Regions from separate parts of the Homo sapiens genome. Here regions 1 and 3 are each linked to region 2. A link is an interaction called in ENCODE POLR2A ChIA-PET data of the cell type or tissue named here. Cell type or tissue: PC-9. All regions are shown on one strand.

Evidence for each region. ChIA-PET counts read pairs that join two places held together with the same protein. Peaks named below come from ENCODE experiments on the same cell type or tissue, not always from the same donor. Only the 100,000 strongest peaks of a DNase experiment are listed, where the experiment ranks them.
Region 1: POLR2A ChIA-PET joins it to region 2 with 5 read pairs; 4 of 35 experiments call an interaction of 5 or more read pairs at or near these places.
Region 3: POLR2A ChIA-PET joins it to region 2 with 6 read pairs; 4 of 35 experiments call an interaction of 5 or more read pairs at or near these places.

The regions. Positions count from the first base shown.
Region 1 is chr11:72,838,626-72,842,625 of GRCh38, reverse strand. FCHSD2 (FCH and double SH3 domains 2) reads left to right here. Exons shown (of 20, transcript NM_014824.3): 17 at 1-5; 18 at 1,043-1,172; 19 at 1,667-1,749; 20 at 3,752-4,000. The coding sequence ends at 3,835. It also overlaps a transcript of ATG16L2 not described here. Among named protein-coding and RNA genes, the nearest start is that of ATG16L2, 26 kb to the right of the region's middle. In PC-9, no CTCF peak of the experiment used is centred here; a DNase peak (open chromatin) is centred at 1,675; H3K27ac peaks cover 952 bases.
Region 2 is chr11:73,071,466-73,075,465 of GRCh38, reverse strand. The region is part of intron 3 of FCHSD2 (FCH and double SH3 domains 2); the gene reads left to right. Among named protein-coding and RNA genes, the nearest start is that of FCHSD2, 69 kb to the left of the region's middle. In PC-9, no CTCF peak of the experiment used is centred here; a DNase peak (open chromatin) is centred at 2,405; H3K4me3 peaks cover 659 bases; H3K27ac peaks cover 2,019 bases.
Region 3 is chr11:72,829,750-72,833,749 of GRCh38, reverse strand. It overlaps a transcript of ATG16L2 not described here. Among named protein-coding and RNA genes, the nearest start is that of ATG16L2, 17 kb to the right of the region's middle. In PC-9, CTCF peaks have their summits at 1,892 and 2,104 (motif pointing left); a DNase peak (open chromatin) is centred at 2,119.

The DNA of each region.
Region 1 (4,000 bases), 230 kb after region 2:
TTCAGGTACCTGAGAGGGGAGACAGTTGAATTAAAAGATGTTTAAAGAAAATTGCTCCCAAAGGGTCTGTGGATCCACACAAAAGTGGGCTGCAGTCTCTGCCTTACCCTCACCGGTCCTTGGTTGCCAGTGTCTGCACAACTGCATTTGGGAAACCAGAGACTTGTCAGTCAGTCCCTTGTGGAATGTGGCCATCCTCCCACACCTCCATCTTCCCACATTCTCTCTCTTCCTTGAATTGGTTAACCAAAATGCCAAATTATATGTGACATACCAAAGATCGTTTTGGTGGAGAGAAAGAAACAAACCGAAGAGGGAAGGCGTTGCTCTGTGGTTAATTTACGTAGTAAAACTCTTAGCTGGCTCTCTCTCTCCCTCACTGTCAGAGCCTCCTTGCCTAGTCCAGGTCCTGCCAGTCTATTTCAGAGAATTAATGAGCCTGCCAGAGCCCCTAATCCCCACTCAAGTGACCCTAGACTTAGTTCATCACAGGGAAACAGCCTTTAAAGGAACCTCTAATTCAGTCAGAGTTTAGTTTGTCCCCTCAGGGATCTATCACTGCAGGCCAGACAGGTAGAGGAAGAAGGAACGTGTTTGCCGATCTTGTTTGCGTGGTGATTGTGACCCCTTAGCCTAACATGCACAAAACCTGGGGAAGTCAGAAATTCAGCAAAGTATTTTATCTTCACCCCAAAAAATCCAACTTGTTCCTTTTGTTGTTGTTGTTCTTTGCTAAGTTTACTGAATTGACTAATTTGGTACATTTTCAATAGAACCCTAGAGAGTAGCTTCACTTGATAACTGTTTAAGATAAACTAAAATCAGTAATGTGATGAGATCTGTAAGAGGAAAAAGTGAAGTGCAATGCAAAATTGGAGCTTGAGGTGGTTATTTAATGCTCAGTTGCCTCTAATGAGGTTGACAAGTTTCAACAATCAGCTTAGCTTTAGAGAAAAGGCATGAGTACAGAGCAGTCAGAGAAGCAGCCAGGCTCTCCTTCCTGGAGGGGAGCACCGGGTAACCTCGCTTCCCTTTGCTGCAGATCTCTCCTTCCCCCAAGCCACACGCCTCCCTGCCTCCACTGCCGTTGTACGACCAGCCTCCCAGCAGCCCCTACCCCAGCCCAGATAAGAGGAGCTCCCTGTACTTTCCCCGGTCTCCTTCAGCAAACGGTAAGGGTTCTCCTGGGCATGGGTCTAAATGCATTTTCACTTCAGAAACCTACATATTCGCCTGAAGGGCAAAAAAAAACTGCATTTGCTTTTTTTTTTTTTTTTTTTTTTTTGGAGACAGAGTCTCTGTCACCTGGGCTGGACACCCAGGCTGGAGTTCAGTGGCATGATCACGGCTCATAGCAACCAATTCCTGGGCTCAAGTGATCCTCCTGCCTCAGCCTCCCTAGTAGCTAGGAATACAGGCATGCACCACCACACACAGCTAATTTTTGTATTTTTTCTGGACAAAGGGTATTATTCTGTCACCCAGGCTGGAGTGCAGTGGTGGGATCATAGCTCACTGCAGCCTTGAACTTCTGGCCTCAAGTAATCCTCCCGCCTCAGTATCCCAAAGTGCTGGGATTACAGGCTCAAGCCACCATGCCAGCCTTGCATCAGCATTATTGCTCAACAACTCAAGTAAAATGAGCTTCTTTGGTTTTCTCCCTTAGAAAAAAGCCTTCATGCTGAGTCACCAGGATTCTCACAGGCATCAAGGCATACTCCTGAGACCTCATATGGCAAACTGCGACCTGTAAGTCTCTGATCTTGCAGGATTATCGAATGCATAGTTCTTCCAAATTGAAAGTAAGGAATTAATGTTTCCCCGTGGCCCCTGTGTTGTTACTGACTATGCCAAACAAGGATGAACTGGGTTTGGGAAGGTAAAAAGAGCTATTGAAAAGGAAGGCCATAGAAATCAACTCATCTCGGGACATTTAATCTACACTGGAACTTTTTTCACTGAGCCACAGTGAGATTGCAAGATGATGGCTATGAAAGTGATTTAGAATAGAACAAACTTTATGAGCATTAAAGCGGGCTAATTGTGAAACACTTTTTTCAGTAAGCATTTAATTTTCCAGGCCTCTATTTGCCTCTTTGAGGAATACCAAGATGAAATAATAAGCTAACTTCATGGCCTTAAAGAGCGTTTATTCTCCGGGTGAATATATTATTGCAAAGTTACCTCTCCTCACCCTTCACTCTACTGCCATCTGCATTCCACCCACCACTGTACTCCAAGGTCATAACTTGCACGGTAATCCAGTCGGATACTTTGCAATTTTATTTTCCTTGACCCCTATTAGCTTTTGATACCATTCCTTTACCACTGGCTTCTTTTGGCTTCATTCATTCAGCAAATATGTATTGAGTGCCTTCTTAAGGACTTGAGTCTTTATCCCAAATGAGACAGGAAGCCATTGTAAAGTGGTAAGCTGGACAGTGTTGTGGCTGGTGCATTTTTAAAGCATCGCTATGGCAGCTAAGAGGCGGATGGATGGAGGGTGGCAGAAAGGATATAGGGAGCGATTAGGAGGCTGGAGCAGCATCCAAGAAAGAAGTGGTGGCAAGATGGACTGGTGGGTAAGAGTGGGAAGAGAGAGCAGTGGGCTGATGTGCTTCTCTACATTTGCCTCGTTTGCTTTCTTCCTCTCTGGTCCTACCTTTCTGTGGACCTTTGCAGCCTTGCCGCCACCTGTCTCTGCTGATAATTCTCATGGTTCTGTCACTGGGCTGCTTCTCTTGAAGTTGTTGAACGCACTCTTGCCGAATGACCTCATCTACTTCCACAGCTATGATAACCATTTATATGCCAGCAAGTCTCAGATTTATAACTGCCAATCCGATCTCTTCTCTTGAGCTTCAGATGTGTGGATATCTCAGTTTATATATCCCAGATCCCCAAAACTCAGCAAAAATGAGTTATGTTCCCTTCCAGACATGTTCCTTCTCCCATATTGCCTATCTTGGTAAATGGAACCCCCATCCTACTGGTGTTCTGGCATCATTCTTAATACCTCCTGCCCCTGCCTCCCACAGTCATTCCCAAATCCTGCCAGGTATACCTTGCAGAGAGCTCGCAAATCTTTCCACTTCTCTACTTCCCCTACTGCCAGTACCCTCGTTTGGGCTATTGTCAACTCTCATTCAGAGGATTACAAAAGTCTCCTAAGTTGCCTTCTTACTTGGACTCTTGCTTGCCTCTGATCCTTTCTCCAGTTGTTACCTGAGTCATCTTTTCGCAGATCTGATATTGCTTAAAATCCACCAAAAACTCCTCTTTTGCCTACAGAATAAAGCACAGATTTATTTTTTTCTTCTTAAAGCAGATGTTTAAACATGGTTTAACAAGGCCCTTCACAACTTAACCCTAGCCTACCTTTCTAGCCTTCTCTTTTGTAACTCTCTACCCAAGACACACTGAAATGTTTCATTTCTCTAAGCATTGCTCTCCCTTGCTTCCAGCCAGACCTTTGCTTTGGAGGATGTGCTAGGATCTTAGTCATAGGACTTGTGCCCATGAGGTTTTTAGCCTAGGCAAGAAGCTGATTTGTGGGCTTGATATTTCATTGAGAACAACTGCTTCTCAGTGTAGGAAATAGTGAAGACTAGGTTGAAAGCACGTGCTCACAACATTTCTGAGACCCCTAGGGTGCCCATGTCCTTGGACAGATGAGTGATTAGGTTTTGGGGATGCTTCAGATACTGAGTCAGGAACTGACTGACAAACTACGTAATTGTTTCCTGCTCAGGTCCGGGCAGCTCCCCCTCCACCTACACAGAATCACCGAAGGCCAGCAGAGAAGATTGAAGATGTGGAAATCACACTGGTGTGATGATGGGCTTGCCCATCCATTACTGCTACAATCAAGGCCAGGCTTGGAGTTTGGCCAGTCTTGTTTTTTAGGCACCTTTGCATGATGATGACTCTTGAACAGAGCAAAAAACAAGGAGGATTATGTGTGACTGGGTGGCCTGGTAGACTCCTCCCACGTTTTGAA
Region 2 (4,000 bases):
GGTTCTAGTTCTAGTAATGTCCTAGCAAATACCTGTCATTGTCTGTTGTTTCTGATAATAACAATTGTAGTGGCTATAATCAATCATTATGAATGGTGCCACTGTGAACATTCTTATATGTATCTTTTGGTGACTATATGAATGTGTTCTATTGGGTATTTACCTAAGGAATGGAATTGTTGTGTCATAGGTTATGTGTTGTTCAGCTTTAGGAAATATCATGAAATGGTTTTCTCAGGTGATTATTGCAATTTACAATCCTGTGAGCAGTGAATGAGAGTTGTTATTGCTTTAAATCCTCACCTATACTTGGTTTTGTCTGTGGTTTTCATTTTAGCCTTTCTGGTGAATATATGATGGTAAAGAATTGTGGGTTTGATTTGCACTTTCCTGATGATTAATGAATTAGAGGAACTTTTCATATCTTGATTGGGCATCTAAATATTTTGTGTTATTAAGTGCCTGTTAAAGTCTCTTGTTGGCTTTTCTCTTATTGATTTATGGTCTTTCTTTCCCTGCCTCCCTCCCTCCCCACTGTCTGTCCGTCCATCCTTGGGACAGGGTCTCACTCTGTCGCCTAGGCTGGAGTGCAGTGGCGTGATCCTAGTTCACTACAGCCTCGAACTCCTGAGCTCAAGTGATCCTCCTACCTCAGCCTCCCAAAGTGCTGGGATTACAGGCATGAGCCACTGTGCCTGGCCAGTTTTACTATCTCTTTATACGTTCCAAATTTGACTCCTTTGTCAGATGTATGTATTACAGATATCTCTGTAATCTCATGTGGAAATGTTTTGTTTGATAGCTTTTTATCTGTTAATGGTTTCTTTTGATGAAAACAAGTTTTTAATTTTAAGGAAATATATTTTTTTTCTTTTATATTCAGTGCTCTCTTTATGTCCTACTTAAGGGTATATTGCTATCCTAAAGTCCACCTTGAGGTGTGTTATGCAATGTTCTGGAATTTTTATTGTTTAATATTTCACATTTAGTTCTATGGTCTTTCTGAAGTAAATTTTCGTATGTGATATTGTATTGGGGTGAGGATTTCATTTTCTATGTGGATATTCAGTTGAAGCATATTTTATGCTTGCACATATGCTTGCACATATTTTATACTTGCACACATAAGTCCTTGCACATACAGAGTTTTATTCTATGATATTATGTAGTCTTGCAAGCATATTTTGTGCTTCCTCAACTGAAAATCCATATAGAAAAGTTTATTTTTCTATATGGATTGAAAAGTTTATTCCCCCTGACTGCACTCCAGCACTGTATTGAAGTGATATTTTGTGGCACATTAGTTAACTGTGTATGTAAGTCTGTTTCTGGACTTTTTATTCTAGTCAACTGACCTATCTTTGAAATATTTTTTTCCCGATATCACACTGTTTTAAGTACTTTGTCTTTATAACAATAAATCTTGATATCTGTTCGTTTAAGATCTTATACTATTATTGCCCTTTATATTTTCTTATAAATTTTAGAATCAGTTTGTTAATTTCTCCCATATGCTGCCTGATATTTTGATTGGACTTGGTTTGAATCTTTAAGTCAATTTAGGGGGAACTGATATCTTAACAAGTCTTCTAGGTACTGTGATTACAGCAATGCTCAAAAAAGAAAAAAAAATCCTTGCACATGTACAGTTTTTATTATTTGATTTTATGTGGTCTTCCAGTTAAATATATTAACTTCTTTCTCTTCAAAGCCACTTATATGGCATTATGGCCAACTGGAAAAGAATGACTTTTATAGAAAAAGAATAATTTTATAGAATTATTACGAGGAATGTATATTGTTATCCTCTGTGCAAAGGATTGATTGACTAAAAAGATTGAGCGTTTGTGAGGTTTACAGAGCATACAGGTGAGCCATCCTAAAAGAAAAATATTGTGAAGGAAATTAATTCAAGTGGGATTGATCGTATGACAGCAATTTGGAAAATTTTATCTCAAGCACATGCAAAGTAAACTTGTATTACCTCTTTAGGGCGATGTTAGAAGAAAGAAAGAAAATAATATTGCAAAACCTTGCTTATATAATTGGAGGAATTCAAGCAGTGAACTTTTTCAAGTTGCTTGGTAGTTTCAGTTTCCTACAAGAGTATTAATGTTTTATTTTTAAGTATGGTTTGTGAAGTTCACTTTGTAATTCTCCAGAAGTAACAGATGTATTGCATATCTGTTTCTACAAATGACAAATGTATCTGTGAAAACAGAAGTCATGTAAGAATAACTGAGCAACATTAAATATTAGGGAACAATCAAGTCTAGCTTCTGACTGCAATTAGCTAACCACTGAGGTGTTGGTAAAATCATTTGCAGTACTCAAACTGAAATTGCTACAGGCAAGTGCTGTGTATTAAAGTACTTCCTGTAGTCTTTGGCAGAATGCTGCTAGTGAAGGAAGGATACAGAAGGTTACTGTGGCTGGAGAGAAGGAGCAGGAAAACATTGTGGACTTTAAGGGCGGCTCCTTGCTTAAAGACAAACACAGAGTAAACACAGACATGTTGGCAAATACCCTGTGGTATTTATACTGTTGCACCTAAAATTTTTTGCTATTTTTACTCTTTTAAGAAATAAAATTATGAAGACTTGGGCATACTATACAAGAAGTTAGTGTTATGTGCATGTGGTGGGGGTTCTTTTTTGGTGAATTTCATCTGCATAGAAACTTAAAAATGTAGCTTAATTTAGCGGTGTGTGGTTACTTTTCTGTCTAATGCTATTAGAGATTAATGGTGAATATATTTGGAGCTTTTCTTTCTGCCAATCTTGTCCTATAGAACAAATAAGGAGACAGGATAACTATCACAATAGGACGTCCACCAGGGCAAAATTGAGTATTATTTTCTGTGTCCTGTTTTGTAAATTACTTTTTAAAATCTTACTGTTTATTTTTATTTCATTTTTCCTTATCTTATAACAGTGTTTAGAAATTCATATAGAAGGAAGAGCAGATGGAGTCCTCTCCTGAAATAGTTGGTACAGTTTGATTTTTAAGTTTTTAAAAACTTCATTAAAGGAAGTTTTAAAAAACTTCATTAAAAATTTAATTAAGTTTTTAAACTTCATTAAAGAAATGGTGGCTATAATTAAATGTTAGTACTCTTGGGGACATAGATTTGCTAGTAAGTTTCACTTTTTCATGGCTATTCGGTAGCACATCTCGTAAAGGTGTTGAGAGGAAATCATTGTTGATGCTGATCCCCATTATTTTCCTCCCCAAACCTTCTGTTTCTATTAATTAATTTAGTGGTTAGGCCAGGATAAAACAGAGTGGAGAGAGGGGAGAATTCATACTAGATCTGTGATTTTGAACCTTTTGTGTGTGAACATGCCCGTTTTTATTTTGGCTCCTTTTATACAGGACATAGTGGTCTGCGTATGTCTTCACTCATTTGTTGTTTACCTGGTCCCACTGGTTGAGTTTGAGTCCCCTGCCCTGACCGCTGATCAAAAAATAAGATTTTTTATAGGCACCTCTGTCTTAACCTCTCTATATCAGTTTATGCTGTGGACTCTTTCTCTGTATTTTGGGTTAAAGAACATATATTAAGATCATGTGTCAGGCACTGTTCTAAGCACTTTACATAGATTAACTCATTTATGTTTTCCCTATAACCTTTGAGGGATACAGTAGTTACTGTTATTCCCATTTTATAATTGTGGACACCAAGACAAGAAACCTGTGTTTCACTCTGTCCATTTCCCTCCCTTCAAATAATCTACTACTGGACACTTTTTTTTGTCTTTTTGTTGAGATGGAGTCTCATTCTGTCGCCAGGCTGGAGTGCAGTGACATGATCTCGGCTCACTGCAGCCTCTGCCTCTCAGGTTCAAGCGATTCTCCTGCCTCAGCCCCCCGAGTAGTTGGGACTACGGGCACACACCACCATGCCCAGCTAATTTTTTTTTTTTTTTTGTATTTTTAGTAGAAACAGGGTTTCACCATGTTGGCCAGGATGGTCTCAATCTCCTGACCTCGTGATCTG
Region 3 (4,000 bases), 240 kb after region 2:
GGGGTTTCACCATGTTGGCCAGGCTGGTCTCAAACTCCTGACCTCAGGTGATCCACCTGCCCCAGCCTCCAAAAGTGCTGGGATTACAGGCATGAGCCACCTCGCCCGGCCTTTCCTAGAATGTTTTATGCTGAAACATTGACAGAAATGAACCCAGGGACAGGGCTCACAGCCCTTCTACACTGCGCATAGAACTCACTCTTCACCACTTGCTCCTGTGAGGAACAGAAAAGAGCACAGCCAAAGGAAATGTATTCCAGTCCCCAGGCCACCTCAGATTAGCTGTGACTTGAGGCTCATCCCTTCACCTTCTGGACCCTGCTTTCCTCATCTGTAAAGTAGGAACAAGCAGATAGTGCAACTTCTAAGATCCAGGAGGATGAAATAGGGTAATGTACAGATAAGCTGAAAATGTTTGTGATGAGTGAATGTGTCTCCAGTGGAAGAGCCTGTATCCAGGCATGGATATGTCTGAATCTCACAGATGGGTCCACGTCTGATGGTGTCAGATCTCTCCAGAAACCACCTCTATTCAATTCAGCAAATGTGCTGCCCCAGGTAGTGTTCAGGTCTCTGGAGCCTTGTCACTGAGGGGCTTGCATCTGGTGGGAGACACTCAGCGCAACAGCAGACTGAAGCCAGGGACTGAGAGATGACCAAGGGGCAGTAGGAGCACAGGATAGGGGCATCTGTCATTTCTCCCTCCCTGGGGTCTCAGGCTCACTAAGGCCTGAGATTGGGCAGGGCAGGCAGAGGCCATGGTCCTCATGCCTACAGAACAGCTCTGCAGAAGAGCCATGTCACTTTTGGGGAGGCTTGGGGCAGGAAGTTTCACAGGTGGGGATATGAGCGCCTGGAAGTCACTGTGACCTGCCCAAGATCTCCCAGGAAGACAGAACTGGAGAACCTAGAACTAGGCCTCCAGAAGCCCTGGCCAGCCCCTTTGCAGAATCTGAATCCAGTTTTTAGAAAAGCAGGAATCAGAGGTCTGGGTTCTTATCCCAGCTCTGCTCTGTGACCCGAAGGAGCTGCCCCATCTCTGGGTCTCAGTTTTTATACCCATGAGTGCGGGCCACTCCAGATTTGACCTAGGCACCCGAATTCAGGCAGGCAGCCCCTGAGCACCAGAGTTCTGAAAACCTGGGCAGTGACTGCTGAGAGCCTGGAGGAGCTGTCAACATCTATTTTCACCTCTCTGCTGAACGGGACTGAAGAGGCTGGAGGGAGGAACAGCCTTCCCGCTGACATGCCCCTCTGAACTCCTCTGCTCAGTCTGTGAGCTCCTCTTCCTCCTGCCTACCTCATTCCCGGGAACTCCTTGGCCTGTTTCTGGCCTTACAGACTTGTTCCTCCAGGAAGCACCCCCTCCTACTGGGAGGGGGACCTCCAAGCAAGTTAAGGTGAACATGTGCTCCCTGAGAGAGGCAACTCCACCCGATGGCAGCAGCGTGTGTGGTAAGATTGACGCCCATAAAGTAGAAGGGAAGGTTTTGGGGGAGAGAAGGGCTCACTGTCCCAGAGATCAGTCAGACCATTTCCTGAGCACCTCCTCTGGGCTCTCTAAGCAGTCTCCACTACAACCCTGTGAAATGAGGGAGAAACGCAATGGCGCAGCTGGCCTCCCAAGATTCAAGTTCCCTCACTCCTGTGTCCCTGCATGTCCCTCACTTCAAGGGATACTAACCGTCCAGGCTCAGGACCCAGAATAGAAAAGGGTGAAGATGTAGGGAGGGAGTCAGGTTAGACACAAGGCTAGCATCACACCTCTACCCCCGTGGTAGCAGGCAGGGGGCACACACACCCTGGGGGAGGGGGCATGCCCCGCAGCCCTGCCTAACTGCGAGTCTGAACACGTTGCTTTAAAAAGAGTATGTGTAATGCAGCCACAGTCCAGCTGCAGGGCTTCTCTGAGCTCAGTTTTCTCACCTGGGAAACATGGTAGCTACATGGCAATGTAGTTGGGAGGAACAAATAATGCTGCAGAAAGGGTGCAGGGCAGGGCCTGGCACCTCCTAAGGGCTCAGTCACGGTGGCTACAGGAGTGTCGGTCTCCCCAGCCATGTGTCCCTGGAAACGGGAATGGCCTCAGTAGACTAGGCAGCTGGTGACCCCTGGTGGCTGCTGGGAGCCAGGGCATGAGGGCTGGGGCAGAGTAGAAGGCTGAGTATCGAAGAATGTTGGAGCCCAAGGCTCTTAGACCGTTAGACTGGCTGAGTCCTTGAATAAGAGAATTTTGTTGTTGTTGAGATGGAGTTTCACTCTCGTTGCCCAGGCTAGAGTGCAATGGCGCATTCTCAGCTCACTGCAACCTCCTCCTCCTGGGTTCCGTGATTCTCCTGCCTCAGCCTCCCAAGTAGCTGGGATTACAGGCATGTGCCACCATGCCCAACTAATTTTGTATTTTTAGTAGAGACAAGGTTTCACTATGTTGCTCAGGTTGGTCTTGAACTCTTGACCTCAGGTGATCTGCCCTCCTTGGCCTCCTAAAGTGCTGGGATTACAGGCGTGAGCCACCGCATCCAGCCTGAATAAGAGAATTTAACCACTTAATAAACATTTCCTGAGTCATTCTCTGTGCCAGGCCTGATCCCAGGAAATAATCTATTCCCATCCTGGCCTCTTCCAAGAGTTCCTTGACTTAAAATGGAGGAGGCAGATACAAAAGGGGAGCTCAGGGACAGAGGAGGCCTCTACCCAGCCTGGCAGGCGAAGGAAGGGGAATCCTGAAAGAAAAATTTGAACTGGGGGCTGGGAGGGAAGGAGAACATTCTGGGAAGAAAGAAAAGCATGTCTGAGATGCACTCATGATAGCAAGGAAATAGCCAGGCACGGTGGCATGCACCTATAGGCCCAGCTACTGGGGAGGCTAAGGCAGGAGGACCACTTGAGCACAGGAGTTTGAGACCAGCCTGGGCAACATAGTGAGACATCATCTCTAAATGAGTAAATGAATGAATGAATAGCAAGGAAATGAAGATGAAGCTGAGAGGCCAGCAGGGTCACATCCAAAGGGCTCCAGATTTCATGCTGGGGTTGCGGGTGGTCTCTGAAGGCAGCAGGGGAACTCCAAAGGATTGGACTTGTGAACACGACACCCTAGAAAGTCACCCTGTTGGGCCGAGCATGGTGCTGTGCACCTGTAATCCCAGCCCTTCGGGAAGACCAGGTGGGAGGATTGCTTAAACCCAGGGGTTTAAGGCTGCAGGAGTTTGAGGCTGCACTAAGGTTTTTTGTGTGTCTCAAAAGCAACAACAACAACAACAAAAGTCACTCTGGCCATAGTAAGGGAAAGGATTGGATGGGGAGACTGCAGGTCTAGAAGGTGGCCCACAGTGGCAGGAGGGTGGAGGAGTACTAGAACCAGCAGCACAAGGTCCCAGGGACATGGGGTGCAGGAGGAACGGGTCACTTGCAGGGGAGATGATGGCCAGGAGGCAGCTAGACCAAAAGTAGTGAGTGGTCTGGGAGTCAGCAGAGTGTAGGTGTTGCCATTTAACCAACACCGTCTCCACAGGCCTGTGCCCAGTCCTAGGTTGGTAAAGGAAGTTGGTTTGCCCCAACTCTGCCCTGTGGGCTCTGCCTTGTAAGCAAAGCCCCAGGCCCAGATCTGGCCCACAGCTGCCCTCCCCCAGGCACAGACACACAGAGGCCTTGCTCTGCCCCACCCTGGGCACTACCCCTGGAGGAAGAACGCGGACCCAGTCTAAGGGAGGCCCTGTGGACCAAGGACTTTGATATCACTACCTGGGTTTTTAGGATCTTCCCACCGGGACCCCTCTGGGCTGCCTCCCTGCCCTCTCCTCAGAGCTCCCCCAGCCCCTCCTCAGCTTCAGTCTACCCTGAGTGCCTGAAGCAGGTGGGCCCAACATGTTGCTTTGGCCTCAGGACCAGGTTGGACCAAGAGTCACATCCATGGCTCTTTGCTGCCTCAGGGCCTTTCTTCCTGCTGTTTCCATGGTTAGACTTGAGCAGCACCTGTCTCTGCAGGCAGAGACTCGGC